Linked DNA regions of Homo sapiens: region 1 is linked to region 2. A link is a loop called in an ENCODE intact Hi-C map of the cell type or tissue named here. Cell type or tissue: heart left ventricle. All regions are shown on one strand. Each heading gives the region's core, and the rest is flanking DNA. Links, peaks and the distances in the headings are about the cores only.

Region 1 (10,721 bases), core at 1,284-9,283, 250 kb before region 2:
ATGCTTACTGCCTGGCACACAGTAGGTATTCAAGAAAGAAAAATAACTTGGAACTGGGGGACATTATGTTAAGTGGAATAAGTCAGGCACAGAAAGACAAATGTCCCATGTTCTCACTCATTTGTAGGAGCTAAAATTTAAAACAACTGAACTCATGGAGATAGAGTGCAGAGTGATGGTCAGCAGATGCTAGGAAGGGTAGCAGGGAGGGAGGGGAAGTGGGGATGGTTAGTGGGTACAAAAATATAGTTCGACAGAATCAGTAAGATCTAGTATTTGATAGCACAACAGGGTGACTACAGTCAACAATCATTTATTGTACATTTTAAAATAACTAAAAGAGTATAATTGGATTGTTTGTAGCACAAAGAAAGAATAAATGCTTCAGGTGATAGATACCCCATTTTCCCTGATGTGATTATTATATATTGCATGCCTGTATCGAAAGATCTCATGTACTCCATAAATATATACACCTATTATGTACCCATAAAAATTAAAAATTAAAAAAAGAAAACTGAATGAATGAAGGAATAAATGAAAAATCGGCTTGATTGGAGCTACTCCTTCTGGGTCTGTCCTCCAGGCCCAGCCCCTTGGAGTCTTGACAAGGCAGAGAGAGGGGGCCATTCTTCTTGCAGAAAGCCCTCAGGAGCATCCTCTGAGCTGATAAGCACTGACATCTGGTATATAGGCTTAGCATGGCCGGTTTTTCCTCTCTAAACTGGGACTCTATCATCATCATCATCTAATAACACTAATACAATATTGATAGATAGAATTTATTCAGAACTTAACATGTGCCAGGCAGTGTGCTGGGACCTTTTCATACATTTTAATTTATTTAATCCTCCAAACAGTGCCAACCAGTAGGTGTGGTGAGTTGCACTGTTTGTGCTGCCCCTTCTTGTGGAAATAAAAGCCCTCTTTCTTTTCAATAATACCCTTCCTACTTCCACTGCTGGGGGGCAGACACCCAGGAAGGGCAGGGGTCACCAGCCTGACCAGATAACCAGCTCCACCTCCCTGGCCATAACGATTGGCTCATGGGCAGCTTCAGGACGCTCCTGAGGCCAGTGGAAGAGGCCTTCCACTTTCTCCCCGCTGGGCCCCAAGGATCCAAGGCCAGGTCTGAGGCTCTGAAGCCCACTGGGTGCTCAGGACAGAGGGGACCAAGCTCTGGGGCCACTGGCCACAGGACCCTTGTTGTCTGCTGTTATTCCAGTAAGGCTCAGCCAGAAGCAGGTATGAGGGAAATTGCCCATGCATCAGCTGCTGCCAAGCAGCCAAATGACATCAAAGGATGCTCAACAAAGTCAGTTCAACAATCCAGGCCACCAAGCCCATGTGACATGACAGCAAGAAGAGAAGAACATGCTTATGAGCCGGCTCAAGCAAGATGATGCCAGGGCTCCAGTGCCAGCCCCTCCAGGACCAGCTCCATCAGCATCTCCCTCACTTCCATCCTTCCTCTTCCCCTCCCTGCTGGATCTCTCTCCCGAACCTAGAAACACACTTTGGTCTCTCTCTCTTAAAAATGCAAATACTTCCTGTTACCTTTGGAGCCTTCCAGCTCCCACTTCTCTCCCTCCTCTCCCAGCCTGGAACCCGGAAAGTCCACTGACACTGCTGCCCACCCCCATCTCCTCCTGACCCCTTCCATCTGATGCCACTGACCCTGCTCACACCCAGGACACAATGGCCACTTGTTGCTGAGCCACACAGACCCTCTTCAGCCTCCCTCCCAGTGCACTTTTCACACTGCACCCAATTGATATTCCTGGAAACACTGCTCCTTCAGCACCAACCACCCTACACTCCTCACTCTCCAGGCTCCTCCCAGATGTTCTCACCATCTATGCTGATGCCGCTGGATCCTCTTCCCCAGACAGGGCCCTGCTGGCCCTCAGATCTCCATGGGTATCTTGTGCAAGGCCACATTATCACAAACACTCAAGCCCACCAAACGTGATGAGCCTTCAGGTGCAGGGGTTAAGGGCGCAGGCCCCGAGTCACACTGGCTGAGTTCAGGTCCCTACCCTGAAACTAGCAACATTGGACATGACACCTCAACTCCCCATGGATAAAAGGAAGTAATGACAGCACGTCTCACAGGGTGTTGTGAGGGTGAAGTGTGATAACACCTGCAGATATGGAAAGAAGGGCCTGGTGCTGAGTAAGCTTCATTAGATGGTACTGACTGATACGGTTTAGCTCTGTGTCCCCACCCAAATTTCATCTCGAATTGTAATCCCCATGTGTGGAGGGAGAGACCTGTAATCCCCACGTGTCGAGAGAGGAAGGTGATTGGATCATGGAGGTGGTTTCCCCAATGCTGTTCTCATGAATGAGTTCTCACAAGATCTGATGGTTTCATAAGGTGCTCTTCCCCCTTTGCTTTCTTCTCTCTCTCTCCTGCCGCCATGTAAGACGTGCTTGCTTCCCCTTCCACTATGATTGTAAGTTTCCTGAGGCCTCCCCAGCCCTGCAGAACTGTGAGTCAATTAAACCTTTTTCTTTTATAAATCACCCAGTCTTGGGTAGATCCTTACAACAGTGTGAGAATGGACTGCTACATGAACCACTGCTAGCATCATTGTCTTCTCTGCCAGTCCCTAAGAGCTCTTCCTCTGGCATGGTATCATCTGCCACCTGTCACCCAAAACCTGGTCACCTGAGACCTTTGAGTCTTCCTAACTTCTCCCCCTCCCATGTCCACTCAATAAGCAAATCCTGCTGGTTATGTCTCTTAAATGTTTCTCCAGCCCATATCCTCCTATCCAACATCCTCACCTTCTCTCACCTACTCTACCTCATCCCCTTTGCTGTGATCCACCCACCTCCTGCCTCAAAGTTTGTTCTGTTGCAGTACTGAATTGTGTACAGTGTCCCTACATACTACATGGACCTCTTTTCTCTATAATTGGCTTGTACTAGTTTCTTTGCCTGGAATTCCCCTCCCACCTTACTTCTTATACTCTGAGACCCTGATTAGGTGTAACCTCTTCCAGGAAGTTTTCCTGGAATACCCAGATTGGGCAACATGCCTGTCCTCTGAGCTCCCTTATCTTAGACTTGTGACGTTACATTGACCTTGCAGGTTATCATCTCCTGAGCTGGGTTAGCGGCCCCTCACAGAGCCCACCGAGGATTTTAATAGTGTTTACTGAACATGAAGGTATGAGGTTACTACTAGAAGAAACCTCAATGACAGAGGCCTTCCCCCAAAACAAACAAACAAACACATACGCATACAAAAGGAACTCAAGAAAATGAGAAATTTTCCACTATTTTAAAATTCAGAACTGATGGATTCTCCATAGACCTAAACAGCTTCCTCGAATGAACCAACGGGATTCAAAGTCAGGGAAACCAAGTCCTTTGGGCTGGTTCTCTCAGCCAGGAAGACTGTTGAGGGGGAAGTGACTATGCCCTAGTTTGGGGGTTTGGCAACGAAAAAAAAAAGAATAAAAAAGAATTGGATTATAGTCTTGCTGTACAGGCTTGTTATTCTGACAGAACAGTTCCAGAACCTGAAACATGATCTCTGGAGGGAGAGGGAGACATTTTTATCACATATTAAGGTTAGACAGATGTTTTGGGTCTGGTGTTACCTGAATCAAAAGCACCATTGAAGAGCCTGACACAGCCCGGTTCAGCAACACGTGATCCTGGCAGAAAGGAGACAGGAACCCCTTTTTCTTTTCATGTTCATGAGATTTTCCTCTGTGGTTCTATTTGGGTTTTTTGTATCTCCCTGGAGCTGGGGCGAGACACTGACTTCCACTCCAGACTGTCCTCCTTGGACCAGAGACTCCTTCCCCTCCAAAATGCTGCAGGCTGGGCCTTCAGCACGGGGCCAGGGTCCAAATGGCAGCTTGAACAGTGGGCCCTGGCTCTGCAAGGTGGTTTGAAAGTATCTCCAGGGATGTGCTTCATAAAGACTTGTAAGGTAGAAAAACCCTCTCTCTGTCTGTCTCCCTCTTTCCCTCTCTCTCTTCTACACACACACACACACACACACACACACACCACACACACACAACACACACATACACACACATACACATACACACACAGACACACACATACACATACACACACAGACACATACACACACAGACACAAAACACATGCCTCCCTCCAGGTTGGCCAGGGCCAGTCCTGCCACAGTGACAGGGGAGGGCTGGGGACAAGAGGACACACAAGGACAGAAGCTGGCACTGGGGACACTTTAAGAGCCTGGGCAGGAGGCAGGAGGGGTTGATTTTCCAAACACCCACTTCCTCCCCCATGTATTTGCCCCTGACAGCAGAGCCCAGCCCTTGAAGGCACCCAGGGAAAGGGCCGGCGTGAGCATGAAAAGCAGGCCTCCGGAATGACTAATGCCCCACCGGGACAGGCCTGGCTCTGGCCTGGCTGCCCGCCAGAGAGTCCACAGCCACTTTCCAAGGACAGCAAGGGCAAGCGTTCCTGACAAGATTCCCTGAGGACCATCCCTTCCCAGCCCTGACCCTCCCCGGGGCTCCCCCAAGGGGCCCGTGAGGCCCTGCGTGAGGACGTCCAGGGGCCCAGAGGCTGAGTCACTCCCTTGGGGCCAACCTGGGTCATGGCAAGTTTGTTATCTCAAGGACAAGTTCTCAGACCCCTTATCCAGCCATCCCCACCCAAAACAAACTAAAAGTAAGGCCTCTCCAGCAAATCGGCTTCCTGGGGGTCTCCAGACTCAGGCCCTGCCCCCCAGGGTGAGGTGCCATGTGCCCCAGGAGGGCAGTGTACATACATTATACATATATGTTCAACACATGTGGGCAGACCCACTGCTCCTCCCTTCCCAGCCGTGGGGGACCAGCTTCCTCTGGGCCAAGCCCCCCATAAGCCTCCCTCTCTCTCCTTCAGCAGCCCCCCCGGGGAGCCCAAGGCAGGGGCCTCCTGCAGAGCAATTTCCTGGGGCGGCAGAGGTGGGAGTCATCCTCCCAGAGTCCTCGGAGGGGGTGAAGGGGAGGTGGGGAAAGGGCGACTGGGCAGAGCTGGGTCAACCCGGCAGGAGGCCACAGCACAGAGCTCTGGGCTGCTCCAAGTTTTTCATGTGCCTTCTGGGGGAGGAAGTGTCAAAGCCATTTCAAAAGCTGGGGGAGTCCCAGGGAAGGGGCCTCATTCTCCATGCGGAGGGGGGATTTCAAAGGAGACCCTGCTATTGAAAGGTTTCCAAAGACCCTCGCCTTTCTATCAGATCCAAATCACTCCCCTCCAAGCAGCAGCCAGGAGAGGGGTGCTGGGAAAATGTTTCCAAGGAGACATGTCCCTGAGTCATCATAACTCCCAGGGTCTCCGGGCTGCAGAGCCATGCAGAGGCCCCCGCTATAAAAAGGCCGGTTTACCGCCCCGCAGGGGAGCTCTCCAGCAGTCCGGGTCCCAGGGGAGGCCTGCCTCAGACCCCCAAGTGCCCTGAGTTTATGAGAAGGCTGCAGAGCTGAACAGGGCCACTTCTACCCACCAAGTCCCCCTGGTGCCACTAAGGGGGACTTTTACCCCCGTCAGCGGCAGGGCAGCCACTCTGGGCTCAGACCATTTAGCAGGAGAAGCCATCCACTGGGACACTGGGCCCCAAAAGATTTACTGGGATTGCAGAGCCAGCCCCAAACCAGGCCTGCAGTGTCTGCCTCTCACCATTTCCCCAGCAGCCTTCCCAAGCCACCAGGGCCAGCCAGAATCACAGCACAAGCCACATCTAAGTTCCATCAACTCCTCTTCTCCCCCTGCCCTGTTCACTCACCCCAGGACCACACCAGGTGGGTCTTCGTTCTCTTCCCAACTGGTTCCTTCTCAACACCGCAGCCAGATTCTTCTTCCTAAGGCTCAGGCCAGGATATACCCTGCTCTGAAACCTTCAATGGCTCCCTAGCGCTTAAGTCCAAGGTTTAAACTCAGGTACCCACAGGGACCAGGCTGGAGACTTAACTGAGCAAGACCATGATGCCTGGGAATGCATGCCTTGCCTACATACAGGAAACTGCTGCTGCTGCTAAGTCACGCCAGGTGGGAATGATGATTGCGGGAATGTGAAGCCCTTGCTGCCACCTCTTGTGGTTTTTCAAGAGAAGCCTAGTAAACCATAGCCAAGGGGCCCCCAAAGTTGGACCCTGGCCTACGGGGTGAAGGACAAACCCTAACCCCTCCACTTGGTATCGGAGGTGCTCCATGGCTCACCCCAACCCCCTCCCCATTCTCACTCCCCACAATGCCTCAGTCTTGGCCAAGCCAAGCACCTACAGCCCCCCAGACTCACCTGCTCTGCTCACCCCCCATCCTGCTATAGGCAGTGGCTCATCACCCTCGCAGCCTGGCAGAAACCCATTGTTCCAGAGCCTCCTCCTGATGTTCAGCCATCTCTCCGAAGGCAACGTCCCCCCTCTTCATCCTTCAATGCCCAGGGGGCCCTGTTCTGGGAGCACCCACATCACTGCACTGCAGTTACCTGCATGCCCATCAGCCTTCCCCTGGAGAGGGAACCCTGAGGTCTCTCCCACCACAGGCCCTGGCAGGGGCTCCAAACACAATGGAGGGACCCTAGCTGTGGTTCAGACTCTGCCTCCATTACTCAGGCTGGAAGGACTTGGGTAACTCACGTAACCTCTCTAAGCCCCGGGTTCCTCATCTGTCAGATGGGGAACTAGTGCCCATGTAAAGTGCCTGGCACATAGAAAGGCTGAGTCAGTAGCAGCTGTTAGCATCCTTATTCAATGTGACCTCTTTGCTGCATGCTATGTGCAGTGTCTTCTATGGGATGATCTCTGAAGCAGAGACCATGTCCCCTGTACTCCCGTCACCCACAGAGACCGCTGCAACTCTCAACATGCCATAGGTGCTCAGTCAAGGTCCTCTGGTAGACTGGGTTGATGAGGCTCGGGGAGGGCAGGCAGGTAGGGAGTGCAGGTTAGAGCGAGAGGGACTGCCCAGCCACCGGAGGTCTGGCTCACCCGGGGTTCCATGCCGCAGTGAACTGGAATCTGCACTCGGGGACCAACCAACCACTCCCTGCTGCCTGCTCTCCAGGCCTCCAACTCCCACGTTCCTGGGCTCCAGGTCAGCTGACAGCGCTGCAGGGCAGGAATGGGCAAGGGGACCTGTCCAGCCCCCCAGCCAAGGCGCCTTCCCTCAGAAGCCCGGCCCACAGCTCATACACAGGCCCAAATGCCCCTCACACCCTCCTTTTGTGTTTCCCACAACTCTAGTTAAGAGCAACCCCCTTGCCTTGCACTTGAGGACACATAGCTTCCAGGCTCTGCACTAAAGGCAAGGTAGAAGAGAGGAGGGAGGGGGCAGAAACACCTCAGAAATCACTGCAGTCCAATTAGCCAGGCTTGCGCCCTTCATGCTTACAAACAGGAACGCGCATTAACATCTGCTACAAAAGCAAACATTTTTAGATATCTTCATCTTCACCTCCCTGACACTCCGTGAAAGGACTCTCAGCAGCCAGTGACTGACAGGGGAGTGCCCCTTCTTATCCTTCAGCAGGGGGCTTTCAGACGGAGAAATTAAGAAGCCACCAATCTCCCTGTCAGGCCAAGCTCCCACAGCCCCCACCTGCTCTTCCTGGGCCCCTCCTCCCCACTCTCCGCCAGGTGAGCCCCACCACACACACGATTGGGAGTCAGTGGCTGCAGGAGACTGGCTCCAAGGCACTGGGGGTAGAGGCTGTCAGATAGGTTGGGGGTCAGGGGGACTGGCCAATGCTGTGGCTAGGTAGGGACCAGGGGACCCATACCTGCCCTGAGAGCACCTTCACTAAAGAAGGGCCTTTGCAATGCAAACCTTAAACAAAACCTTGATGGCTGTACAAATTTGGAGCAAACTCCAACTCTCATACACCACTGGTGGGGGCGTTAAGTCCATACAACCACTTCAGAAATGTATTTGTCAGCATTTACTAAAGGTGAACATCATTTAACCTGTGACTCAGCAAGTCCATCCAAATCCTATATTCCCATTTTATATACATATTTACACATATAAAGAATATAGTATATAACAGTATATAATGTATTATATATAAACGCAAAATATAATATCTATATATTCCTATAATCACAATAAAATCACATACATATGTTCATCAGTAGATATGTACATGGGGCCAGGTATGGTGACTCATGCCTGTAATCCCAGAAATTCGGGAGGCTGAGATGGGCAGATCACTTGAGGTCAGGAGTTTGAGACCAGCCTGGCCAACATAGTGAAACCCTGTCTCTACTAAAAGTACAAAAAAATTAGCCAGGGGAGATGCTGCATGCCTGTAGTACCAGCTGCCTGGGAGGCTGAGGCAGGAGAATCACTTGAACCTGCGAGGCGGAGGTTGCAGTGGGCAGAGATCGTGCCACTGCACTCCAGCCTGGGTGACAGAGTGAGACTCTGTCTCAAAAAAAACCAAACCAAACCAAAACAAAAGAAGACATGTCCATGAATATGCCAGCACTATTTCAGAATGGGCCCATCAAGAATCAAACAGATAAAGAGTGGTTGGCATGCTCCTGTGACAGATTATTATACACCAATGAGAGGCATGATCTCTAACTAGAGGCAATAATGTGAAAAGTGAAAGATGTCAGGTGCAAACGAGTAGAAACTGTGATTCCATTTCCATAAACTAGAAATCAGGCAAAACCAACCTATATTATTAGACATCAGCATCGTGATGACCTGTTGGTGGTAAGGGAGGGCCTGAAGGAGCCCAAGAGGGAAGCTTCTGAAATGCTGGAAATAGTCTGTTTCTTGATCTGTGTGTGGGTTACACAAGTGTGTTTAGTTCATGAAAATTCATTAAGCTTCTCACTTATGAGAAGTTTTCTAAATGTACGCAGTAAAGGGTTTTGTAAACCAGTACTCCGATGGCATAGCTGTTAAGACAACAATGAAAAGATGCTAGAAGAAGAAAAACAGAGATGAAGTAAAGAAGTAGTTCAGGCCAGGCGTGGTGGCTCACGCCTATAATCCCAGCACTTTGGGAGGCCAAGGCGGGTGGATCACGAGGTCAGGAGTTCAAGACCAGCCTGACCAAGATGGTGAAAAATTAGCCAGGCGCAGTGGCAGGTGCCTGTAATCCCAGCTACTTGGGAGGCTGAGGCAGGAAAATCGCTTGAACCCGGGTGGCAGAGGTTGCAGTGAGCAAAGATTGCACCACTGCACTCCAGCCTGGGTGACAGAGTGAGGCTCTGTCTAAAATAAAAAATTAACAAAAAGATGAAGTTCAACCCATGGCTGCAACTTCACTGCTCAGACTAGAGTCTTGGAGAAAGTGATCACATGTCCAACAAAGACCCAGGGTACCAGGCTTCTTGAAGCTCTCCCAGGCCCCAGCCCATCCCAGGCCAGCCCCTTCCCTTAGAACCTCCATGCCTATCAGAACATCAGAACATCCAGCTGTGCCCTCTCCTACAATGAGGGCACCCCTAGCTGCCAAGGAGACCACATCCACCCATCCAAGGTAGAGGGGACTTCACAGCTTCCCAGGTCTCTTGTGCCAAGTGTGTGAACTCCATAGAACTTTGCAAGCTGCCCTTCTAGAGAGGCTGAATTTTCCAAAGTCCAAAACCACTTGAAGAGGAATGGGAAAAGTACTGAAATAACTTTGTAAGCGTTCTGTTTTGACAATGTGCCTGAGGAATTCACCATGTTGAGTAGGGAAATGTGAGCAGTTAAATCTATTCAATGTCATGACACACAAAATTGAAGCATAATTGCTCCTGAGTGCTTGACAATTGGAAAGCACTTTGTTTCAGAAACGGAGGGAAATTTATGCTGGAAAATGGAAGAGATTGTCAAAAGTTTGATTATAATGTGAGTGGAGCTGCGACAAGAAGGCTCAGATGGAGAAAGGGCCCCCATTCTGACATTTTCACTCCCATGTGCAATGTCTCAGAAACAGCAGCAGTGACTCTGTCCTTTGGCCTAAAAGCCAGTAAAATGATGATTGGAACCGCAAATTTAAAACCCCAAAGAGTAGCTCCAGCATGGCTGGGAGGAAATGCTCTCTTACCAATCATGTGGTTGGCAACGTGGATTTGGATCTCTCTCTCGTTCTCGAAGGTCATCTGGCACTTGATGCACTGGTATGTCTTTTTCTGTTTGGAAACCAAAAATAAAAGATTTAGAGAGGCAGGAGGTAGGAAAAAGGAGAAAGCAAAAGTTCCTAGGGGGCCTGGGTCAAGACTTTCCAGAATGGTTCCAGTCCCCTCCTAGGTCTCCCCAGGCCATTCTCTTCCCACCTTCCTCTAAATCCAGCTCTACCAGACTGAGGAAGGGGCATGAAGCTACATTCCAAGGGAGCTGCTTCTCTGCTAGATCTGGGAAAACTGCCATCTCAAGGTGAAGCTTTAAGGGAGCTGAGGGGAGGCCTCCTTGCTTAGAAGGGCAAATCCATCTACCCATGCCCCCATCCATCCAAACATCCACCCATCCATCCTCCATCTACCCATCCACCCATCTACATACACAATCACCCATCTACCCATTCATCCATTTACATACACACCCATCCATCCACTCATTCATCTATCCATCTACCATCCATCCTCCATCTACCCATCCATCCATATACCCATCCATCCACCTACATACACACCCACCAATAGACCCATCCATCCATCCTCCATCTACCCATCCATCCATATACCCATCCATCCATCTACATATACACCCACCAATAGACCCATCCATCC
Region 2 (10,721 bases), core at 1,507-9,506:
ACTCCACACAGTGACAGCATGGCTGCCAGGGTCCAGCTGTCCTGACAGTTTCAAGGTCAATGAGAAAGAGTCGGCCAGATGTGGTGGCTCATGCCTGTAATCCCAGCACTCTGGGAGGCCAAAGTGGAATGACTGCTTGAGCCTAGGAGTTTGAGACCAGCCTGGACAACATAAAGAGACCCCATCTCTACAAAAAATAAAAATAAAAATTGGCCGGGCATGGTGGTGTGTGTCTGTAGTCCCAGCTACTCAAAAGGCTGAGGTAGGAGGATGGCTTGAGCCCAGGAGGTTGAGGCTGCAGTAAGCTACGATTTAGCCACTGCACTCCAGCCTGGGTGACAGAGCAATTCCCTGCCTCAAAAAAGAAAAGAAAGAGTGAGCCTCTTTCTTCAACTGTTTTTTGTTTTTTTCTTTGAGATGGAGTCTCGCTCTGTCACCCAGGCTGGAGAGCAATGGCGTGATCTCAGCTCATTGCAACCTCTGCCTCCCAGGTTCAAGTGATTCTCCTGCCTCAGCCTCCCGAGTAGCTGGGATTACAGGCATGTGCCACTATGCCCGGCTAATTTTTGTATTTTTTGTAGAGTCGGGGTTTCACCATGTTGGCCAGGCTGGTTATAAGCCTGGCCATTAGATTATAAGCTCCATGAGGACAGGGACTTCTTGAATCTTATTCACGGCTCTGTCCTCTGTACCTAGAGCAAACCTAGAACAGCAAAGGCACTGAAACAATTTTTTATTGGAAAGAACACAATTTTACCCTCCCAGAAGCAGAAAATGTGGAGGTGGAGGGAGCAGACAGTTGTTCTCAAGCTCTGACCAGCTCACCCAAGATAAAAACAATGTTATCCTTGGTCCCTGTCACTAGCTTCTCATTGTTTATATGCAAATTTGCTTTTGCACATTTACAATAGTATCTTGTATAAGACATTAGGTTACATGTTTTCAGTTAACATTATGCAGTAGATACTTTTCCATTTGGGTTGTAGACCAAGCTGTTTTCCCCCTTACTTATCTAGCCTTTTCCCACTCCTCACTTCCAAGGCCAGCAGCCTGGTTTCCATGCTCACAGGTCATACACAAACAGAAGTACCTGTATGGGAAGGGGCTGGGCTGGTACTAGCGTGATAAGGTGCTTCACACTGAAGAGGCTGGTCACTTGCCCACCTCTGGCTCTCCTCACTGGACTTAACTACACATCCTAGAAGCCCTTCCAGGCACTTGGAATAGTGCTAACTAGGGCGGGCGCGGTGGCTCATGCCTGTAATCCCGGTACTTTGGGAGGCCAAGGCAGGCGGATCATGAGGTCAGGAGTTTGAGACGAGCCTGGCCAATATGGTAAAACCCTGTCTCTACTAAAACCACAAAAATTAGCCGGGCGTGGTGGTGGGCGCCTGTCCTCCCAGCTACTTGGGAGGCTGAGGCAGGAGAATCACTTGAACCCGAGAGGCGGAGGTTGCAGTGAGCTGAGATTGCACCACTACACTCCAGCCTGGGTGACAGAGAAAGACTCCATCTCAAAAAAAGAAAGAAAGAAAGAAATAGTGCTAACTCATCATTTTTTCATGGCCACATAATACTGCACATGTAAATGTATCACAATTAAACTTTTCATCTTGGGTATAAATGTTTCCATGCTTTTGTTCCTTCATAAAAACACTTTAAGGGCTGGGCATTGTGGCTCACATCTGTAATCCCAGCATTTTGGGAGGTTGAGATCAGAGGATAGCTTGAGCATAGGAGTTCAAGATCAGCCTGAGCAACACAGCAAGACCCCATCTCTACAAAAAGTTTAAAAATCAGTGGGACATGCTGGCATGTGCTTGTAGTTCCACTTACTCAGGAGGCTAGGGCCACAGGGTGGCTTGAGCCCAGTTCGAGGCTTCAGGCATTTCACTCCACTCCAGCCTGGGTAACAGAGTAAGACCCTGTCTCAAACACACACACACACACACACACACACACTTTAATAAGTATCCTGGTATATTTACCCTTAAGTCTCAGGATGGAATCTCAAGAGTGCGACTGCCGGAAAAAGGGTATGTTTTTTGGTTTGTATGGTTTTGTTTATACAGGTTGAATATACCTAATCTGAAAATCCAAAGTCCAAAATGCTTCAAAATCCAAAACCTTTTTTTTTTTTTTTTTTTGAGACAGAGTCTCGCTCTGTCACCCAGACTGGAGTGCAGCGGCGCTATCTCCACTCACTGCAAGCTTCGCCCCCCGGGTTTACGCCATTCTCCTGCCTCAGCCTCCCGAGTAGCTGGGACTACAGGGCCTGCCACCACGCCCGGCTAATTTTTTTGTACTTTTAGTAGAGACGGGGTTTCACCGTGTTCGCCAGGATGGTCTCGATCTGCTGACCTCATGATCCACCTGCCTTGGACTCCCAAAGTGTTGGGATTACAGGCGTGAGCCACCGCACCCAGCCAATCCAAAACTTTTTGAGTGCTGACATGATTCTCAAAGAAAATGCTCACTGAGGCATTTCAGATTTCAGATTTTTGAGTTAGAGATGTTTAACTGGTAAATATAATGCAGATATTCCAAAATCTGGAAAAAAAAAAAAAAGAAATCTGAAACATTTTTGGTTCCAAGCATTTCAGACAAGGGCTACTCAACCTGAATTAATATATACTGCCAAGTTTCTTTTCCCCTCAAAGCCATAACAATTCCTATTTGCACCAACTATATATGACAGTGCCTTCTCCCCCAGATTCCCCCAGGACTATCACCCATTTTATTTTTGCTGATCTCATGGCATACTAGTGGCATTTTATGTGGCTCTAATTTGCATTTTTCTGGACCAAGAGTCATATTGAGTTTCTTTTCATGCATTTTTGGCTATTTGAGTTTCCTCTTCTGCAAAACACATGGTTGTATCCTTAGCTCGTTTTAGGATGTGGTCAATCCAGAAGAGCACTCTGACTATGCACTTACCTCAGTGGATCAGAGTTATTTATGTTCCAGAAGGCTGTGAGCTCCACCCGGCAGGGGCTGTATCTTATTCCTCCTGCACTAGCACCAGCACCAAGCTCAGCACCTTGCACACAGGATTTCAGGAAGCACTGAATGAAGAAAGGAGCCTCTGGCAGCCCTGGGATGCCCCAGCAGGCCCAGTCACCAGGGCAGGCTGCTGGGGGATCTGAGCACATTCTTACACTGAGGGTTATGTGTTATTTCTCCCAGCCCATGGTCACCCCTTGCTAGGACCTTTGAAGAGCTCCTTGGCAAAGCCGAGTGGAATCTCATCATGGCAAGTGCCCCCAGTGAGCCTGGGGCTCCTCTGCCTCCTCTCTCTTCTTTCCCCCAGGACAGGAAGATCCAAAGCCAACAACCCCTTGGCCATGGAGCACCCTCTCCCCAGAAGGTCAGGGAATCCATTCCCTCTCTCTCTCTTTTTTTTTTTTTTTTTTTTTTTTGAGTCTCACTCTGTCGGCCAGGCTGGAATGCAGTGGCACCATCTCACTCAATTCACTGCACCCTCCACCTCCTGGGTTCAAGCGATTCTCCTGCCTCAGCCTCCCAAGTAGCTGGGATTACAGGTGTGTGCCATCATGCCCAGCTAATTTTTGTATTTTTAGTAGAGACAGAGTTTTGCCATGTTGGCCAGGCTGGTCTTGAGCTCCTGACCTCAAGTGATCTGCCCACCTTGGCCTCCCAAAGTGCTGTGATTGTGGGTGTGAGCCACTGCGACTGGCCCCAAGGAAGCCATTCTCAAAATCCTTCCAGCCACTTCACTGCCTGCTGTGAGTCTGCCAGAGGGGGAGGGAAGGAATGAAGACCCCCCCTCCAAGTGATGACACCAAGTTGCCCCTCCCTAGGGTGTGATTTGGCTGGATAGAAAGGATCTGGTTTGGACCATGTGAGTGCCTCACCTAAAGCAAGGCCAAACTCAGCAGGAGCAGCTTCCCTGTGGCCAGTCTGATTTTTGGTCCCCGCTTAAGGAGACTGAGGGGTCGGGGGTGGGCAAATTCCTTCTTCTGATCTCCGAACGAGCATCTGCTTGAATCACTACAGACCCCCATGCCAAGCTCAGGAACATTGGAGCCTCTGCCTCACAACTGCCTGGGACCAAACTCATTCATGCAACAAATACTTATTGGGCATCTATTATGTTCCAGGCAGAGTTCCAGGCACTAGGGATACATTAATGATCCAACAGGCAAAAATCTCTGCACTCTTGCAGCTGACCTTGTCCAGCAGGGCTTGACAAATTTTTTCTCTAAAGGCCAGAGAGTAAACATTTTTGGCTTTTCAGGCCATAAGGTCTCTGTTGAACTGACTTAACTGCCTTTGTAGTGTGAAAACACCCATGCATGGGTGTGGCTGTGTTCCAATAAAACTTTATTTATGGACACTGAAATTTGAATTCTGTGTAATGTTCATGTGTCCTGAAATATGAGTGTTTCTTTTTCTCTTCCCCAACCATTAAAAATTTGTAAAGCACTCTTAGCTCAAGGGAGGGCTGTATAAAAACAGGTGGTGCCAACCTCTGTTCTAGAGGGATAATAAAAACTGAAACTTACACAGCACTTATATGTGCCAGGTACTGTTCCAGTGCTTATGTAAATTGACTCATTCAATCCTTACACAAACCCTGGGAGGCGTGCAATCATTGCTGGCCCCACTTTACAGAGAAGGCAAGAGGCACACAGAAATTGACATAAAGTTATATTATTAGAAAATTGTGGGGCCAGGATTTGCATCCAGATCCAAAGTGTATGGTTTTATACACTATTCTATACCTTTGCCTCCAAAAAAATCCAACAAAATCATAAACAGCTGTCTTTGTTTCTTTGGTTTTTTTTTTTTTTTTTTTTTTTGAGATGGAGTCTTGCTCTGTTGCCCAGGCTGGAGCGCAGTGGCGCGATCTTGGCTCACCACAACCTCCGCCTCCCAGGTTCAAGTGATTCTCCTCCCTCAGTCTCCAGAGTAGCTGGGACTACAGGCACGTACCACCACGCCCGGCTAATTTTTGTATTTTTAGTAGAAACAGGGTTTCACTATGTTGGCCAGGCTACTCTCGAACTGACCTCGTGATTTGCCCACCTCGGGCTCCCAAAGTGCTGAGATTACAGGCGTGAGCCACCACGCCCAGTCCAGCTGTCTTTGTTTAATATCTATTATGCCCAGATACTCCGAGGCACTAAATGTACAATAAAAGAAATAGACGCAAACAGCCTTATAAGACATATGACCCACTTCACAGTGGTCAGCTCAAGGAGAGGACACCCCTTCCCTGGGCCACTCTGCCCCCCTGCTCTCAGTTTCCTTGCCTTGCCCACCTTCCCTACAGTGCCCTCCAAACACCCTGCTCCACAGCCTTCCACATGCTGGCTAAGCTACAACTTGAATTCCAAAACCAGAATGATGTCGGCATCATTGTAACACACCCAGATATTTGAGGAAGAAGATTCAAAGCTAAACAGCCCAGGAAAGAGACAAAGACTAGGGAGGTTTCCAGGGCCTGAGAAAGCCTTTTGTGGGTAGGGCTGTGGTACAGGCACGGGGAGGTGGACTCTAAAAGAACCACTTCTTTGGTGTACCTCCCTCTATTCTCCCCTCTCTCCCAATGCTAGCAAGGCCTCCGGGTCTTTAAGAGGGGAAGGGGGAAGCAGGTGAACGCTTCTCGACTTCCAGAACACGGGGGAAAATGCCTCTGGCATTAAACAAAGCCTTTTTATATTTAATGCCAGCCCGGGATTTTCAGAAAACTTTCCCCAAGAGTCACTGAATGTGTGTGCACAAAAAATTACACACCAGTGTCTAAGCAGAGTTGGATGCAGAAACACGCACTTGTGCACGCTGAAACATCCAGCTGGGTCCACGCAGCCGCGGCTGCCCGCGAACCGCGTGTTCATCTGCGTGCTCGCACGCTCGGCGGGACTTGTTGCACGCTCGGGTGCAGCCCGGGCTGGGGGAGTAGGCTCCCCCAGGAATTCCAGAGCCACGGGGGGTGGGAGGAGAAGGAAGCCGTCGCAGCGGGGGTGGGAGGAAGGAGAGGGGAGGAGGGCGAGAGAAGAGGGAGCCCCCAAGCTGGAAGAACAGGGCGCAGGCCCGAGGCCGGGGGCTCCGAGGCCCCGGTCCCCAACTGAGGAGCCGCCCAGCTGGCCGAGTAGGGGAGGACCGAGCGGCGGGAGGCAGGAGTGAGATCAGAGGGTCGAGGGGCCAGCCCAGGGGGCGGGAGGGGGCAGGGACACAGGAGGGAGCTGGGCGGGGGCCGCTTAAGGGTCAGGGTGCGGCGTGGCGGGCGAGGGGCGGGAACGGCTGGCTAGGGTTGTTCCCAGGGCAAGCAGCTGGAGACCCGCCCCGGGAGGCGTCTGAGAGGGCCGGGAGGACCAGCGGTCAGCGCGGGAGCTCGGGCGCCCCCTGCCGCCAGGCCTGGGCATGGGCCCCGCAGGCCTTGGAGATCCTCTCCAGCCGGGATCCGAGAACCCAAAGCCCCGCAAACTGCGCAGGCCCAGTAGGGGCTCGCAAACCGGGGGCCCCAGGGTTCTCACTGGCCAGCATACTTGTGTAGAACTTTGTTTTTTCTTTTTGGAGACAGGGTCTCACTCTGCCGCCCAGGCTGCAGTGCAGTGGCACAAACACAGCTGACTGCAGCCTTGACTTCCCTGCCTCAAGCCATCCTCCCACCTCAGCCTCCTGAGTAGCTGGGATTACAGGCGCACGCCATCACGCCCGGCGTTTTTTTGTTTGTTTGTTTGTTTGTTTGTGTTTTGTTTTTTGGGTTTTTTGTTTGTTTGTTTGTTTTACAGGCAGGGTCTCCCTATGTTGCCCAGGCTGGTCTTGAACTCCTGAGCTCAAGCGATCCTCCCACCTCGGCCTCCCAAAGTGTTGGGATTACAGGCATGAGCCACCGCACCTGGCCTGTTTTGTTTTTTGTTTTTTAACATGAGTCCCAGTCTTTGTAGCTGGAGCCTGGGCTCTTTAGGTCACCACATCACTCCCCAAACACCCCGCTGTAAACCCAGCCCTTCTTTCAGTCGCTCACCCAGCCCCTGAAGGCATCCCCTGCTCTAATCTTGGGAGTCAGATACACCTAGGTCCTGGGTTCCAAAATGAGCTGGGCTCCTCTCAGACTGTGTCTCCCTGAGGGAGCACCATCTGTCAAATGGGCCAATTATACCTACTCTCTCAGGCTGCCTGGGGGTTTCCCAGGGAAACACAGGTAGAAGCTTCGCCTTGAGTCAGTGCCTCCCCTCAAATAAATTGGGGTGAATATTGGGCATTCACAGTGAAGACAGGCCCAGCCAATATGATGTTCAAGAAAGCAGGTGATGCTGAGACTCAGAGCAGAGAACATTAAACCTCACAGCTGGCCAGAGGCAGAGGTGGCGCCCAGACTCACATGCTCCAGCCCCCAACCTGGGGAAACTTTCCACTGTCTCAGTCCTGAAAGCCAAAGGGTTTGTTTTCCAAAGCCAGGTTCAAGCATCTAAGTCAAAAGCAGCTTCCAATTGCTTTTCCATCCTCACTTCACTGGGCACCTTTTTAATGTGCCAAGCCCTTTACCTAAGAGAATGCTGCCTATATGCCCACTGCCCCACTGCTCAGATAGCTAAGACAAGGCTCAGTGACGGAACCTACCCCAGCCACCCAGCCACCCAGCCAGCCCAGGATTCAGCCCTTCAGCTGCGCCTCAAGTTCCTCAAGATGCTCCACCCCTGGCCAGTAAGTCAGCATTCTGGGGGGAAGTGGAGAGTTAGCTTTTTTTTTTCCCCTAATCCCCAGGTAATTACAATGTGTACCCCTGGTGAGAACCACAGTACTGAATGTCAGGCAGAAATGTTCCAGTCTGGAGTTAGCAAGCGGTGGTCCCTGGGCCCAGCCTGGCTTACTGGCACATATCCTTAAATCCCCAGAGTAGTTCATAAAATTGTGAATTCATTACTAGCAGGTAAAAGTCAGGAAATTTCTTTTTTTTTTTTATTCTCTAAGTTCTGGGGTACGTGCAGGTTTATTACATATGTATACATGTGCCATGTTGGTGTGCTGCACCCATTAGCTAGTCATTTACATTAGGTATATCTCCTAATGCTATCCCTCCCCCCTCCCCCAACCCACGACAGGCCCCAGTGGATGGTGTTCCCCACCCTGTGTCCAGGTGTTCTCATTGTTCAATTCCCACCTATGAGTGAGAACATGCGGTGTTTGGTTTTCTGTCCTTGCGATAATTTGCTCAGAATGATGGCTTCCAGCTTCATCCATGTCCCTGCAAAGGACATGAACTCATCCTTTTTTATGGCTGCATAGTATTCCATGGTGTATATGTGCCACATTTTCTTAATCCAGTCTATCATTGATGGACATTTGGGTTGGTTCCAAGTCTTTGCTATTGTGAATAGTGCCACAATAAACATACGTGTGCATGTGTCTTTATAGCAGCATGATTTGTCATCCTTTGGGTATATACCCAGTAATGGGATGGCTGGGTCAAATGGTATTTCTAGCTCTAGATCCTTGAGGAATCACCACACTCTCTGCCACAGTGTTTGAACTAGTTTACAGTCCCACCAACAGTGTAAAAGTGTTCCTATTTCTCCACATCCTCCCCAGCACCTGTTGTTTCCAAAAGTCTGGAAATTTCACACCGAAATCTGGATTTCTGATTTTTTCTCCAACAGTTGGAGAACCAGAAGACACTGATTACTGACTTATGTTCCCTTTCGCTGTGTAGACAGGGACACTCAGGGCAGAGAGGGGCAAGGTGTGTCCAGATACTCCCAGGTCGGATTCCAGGTACAGAACTGGAACTCGGAAATACCCAGGTTTCCCAACTCTGGGTCCTGTGCTCATTTTTGACCCATGCAACTACCAACTGCCACTGAATCATTCTGAGATGAACCCCCCTGTAAAGAACACCCCCTTCCCGAGACAAGCAGGAGTGGTGCCTCTGTATGTCACCTAGGAAAGCCCCACGCCCAGCAAGCCCAATGGCCTCCACTGCCACATACCGTTTCCTGCTTCAGAAACTTGCAGCAGGACATGTAACTCAGAGCCAAGAGGGTGCAGCACATGAGGCCACATCTACATGGACACTTTAAACATCCTAATACCTGCAGTTGGGTGCACTGTGCTAGCTATTGGGAGCTATCAGGGGTCAGAGTGGAAGTCCACGGGTAGAAGGGGATATTCTGGGGCAAGAGGCAGGACAGACACCAAGGAAACAGATACCCAGGTGAAAACAGCCACCTTGATTCACACTCTCAGCCCCTTGGGATGACAGAGGAGGCAGGGATCTCTTTCTCCCCGTTCTACAGAAGGGCAAATTGAGGATGGAACAGTCTTAGAAAGCAGAAGGGGAGAGCTGAGAGGGACCTTGGGATCTGAACTTGTGCATGAGTGGCAGATGTGTTTCATTTCACATGCCACCTGTGATTGACTGCTATTGCCTGCCCCAGACATTGGGGGACAACCAGTTTCCAAGCGGGCCCAATGAAAAAGAGGACCAAGATCTGTTGGTCTACAGCCACAGGCTGGGGAGGGTGAATGGGCAGGGAGATAGGAAAGTATTTCAAGCCGAGAGGATGCGCCAAGGCCTGCAGGGCCCACAGAGACTGGCACATTTGAGGAGAAACAGCGTGGCCTGGGTGGGCAGGAAGGGGGTCAGATCGGGCAGACCACGGGGCCAGTTAAGAAGCTTTGGTTCATCCTATTAATGGGAGCAGTACAAAACCACTTAAAAGGATTTTAGGGGGTAAGCAGCAACTGAGGACAGAGAGCTCCTGTAGGCTGCAGAGATAGGGCAAGACCAGTGAGAGGCCGTCCCAGCTGCCAGATGAGAGACGATGGTGCTAGGACAGTGTGGCCAGATGGGTGCGGAGACCCAGAGACCTCCCAGCCCAGCACTGGCCAGATGACAGAGGCCTGTGGGTGGCCAGCTGGGAGCAAGAGCTTCTAGTCTCATAAGTCAGATTGGGAGCTGCTTAACCCTTTCTTGGTCCCTGGCTCTTTAAAACAAACAAACAAACAAACAAACAACAGCTCAGATGCCCATGGCCAAAGTGAGTGAGGCGGTAAGGGGTACACCTGGAGCCACCCAGCATGTTTTGCTGTTTTAGTCTGTGGTCTAAAGAACCATGGACCCACCCCTCCGGCCTTAGCAGGTAGAGGGGCTGACAGTGGGCCCTCCAAGCTGACGGGATCTGCTGGATTTTCTCGCCTCTGCCATAAACCACCCACCTTCTCATTATGGCATGCAGAGGATGCAGGAAGTGTGGGCTAGACACCGCTTACCAGGTGGAGAGGATATGGAGCAAGGACATTCGTTTCTGGACATAAGTTGTTGTTGTTGTTGTTGTTGCTGTTGAGACAGGGTCTCGTTCTGTTGCCCAGGCTAGAAGGCAGTGGCGCCATCATAGCTCACTGTAGTCTCAATCTCCTGGGCTCAAACAATCCTCCCACCTCAGCCTCCCAGGTAGCTGGGACTACAGGCACACGCCACCACACTGGCTAATTTTTTAAGTTTTTTGTAGAGACAGGGTGTTGCTGTATTGCCCAGGCTAGTCTCAAACTTCTGAGCTCAAGCGATCCCCCTGCCTTGACCTCCCAAAGTGGTGCGATTACAGGGCATGAGCTACCACCCCTGGCTGGACATAGATCTTTCCAGAGAGGGCCACAGGTCTCCCAAGATGTCCCTCACAGCCCTCCTTGTCATCTGGGACTCGGCTCATGGAGCGGTTTTCCGATGTACGTGGCTGTTACTGCAGCAGGTGTGG

What was found. A loop is a pair of places that touch in the nucleus more often than their neighbours do. Peaks named below come from ENCODE experiments on the same cell type or tissue, not always from the same donor. Only the 100,000 strongest peaks of a DNase experiment are listed, where the experiment ranks them.
Region 1: it touches region 2 in a loop (2.7-fold over the local background); 19 of 110 quality-filtered maps call a loop at or near these places.

Annotation. Positions count from the first base shown.
Region 1 is chr16:49,616,131-49,626,851 of GRCh38, forward strand. It overlaps ZNF423 (zinc finger protein 423), which reads right to left. Exons shown (of 8, transcript NM_001379286.1): 5 at 10,040-10,124. Among named protein-coding and RNA genes, the nearest start is that of LINC02179, 160 kb to the left of the region's middle. RefSeq lists enhancers at 1-116, 1,134-1,634. In heart left ventricle, for the core only: no CTCF peak of the experiment used is centred there; a DNase peak (open chromatin) is centred at 4,451; H3K27ac peaks cover 1,125 bases.
Region 2 is chr16:49,870,472-49,881,192 of GRCh38, forward strand. No RefSeq gene overlaps it. Among named protein-coding and RNA genes, the nearest start is that of ZNF423, 20 kb to the left of the region's middle. RefSeq lists a silencer at 6,286-6,445. In heart left ventricle, for the core only: CTCF peaks have their summits at 6,381 (motif pointing left) and 6,583; a DNase peak (open chromatin) is centred at 6,320; H3K4me3 peaks cover 896 bases; H3K27me3 peaks cover 2,225 bases.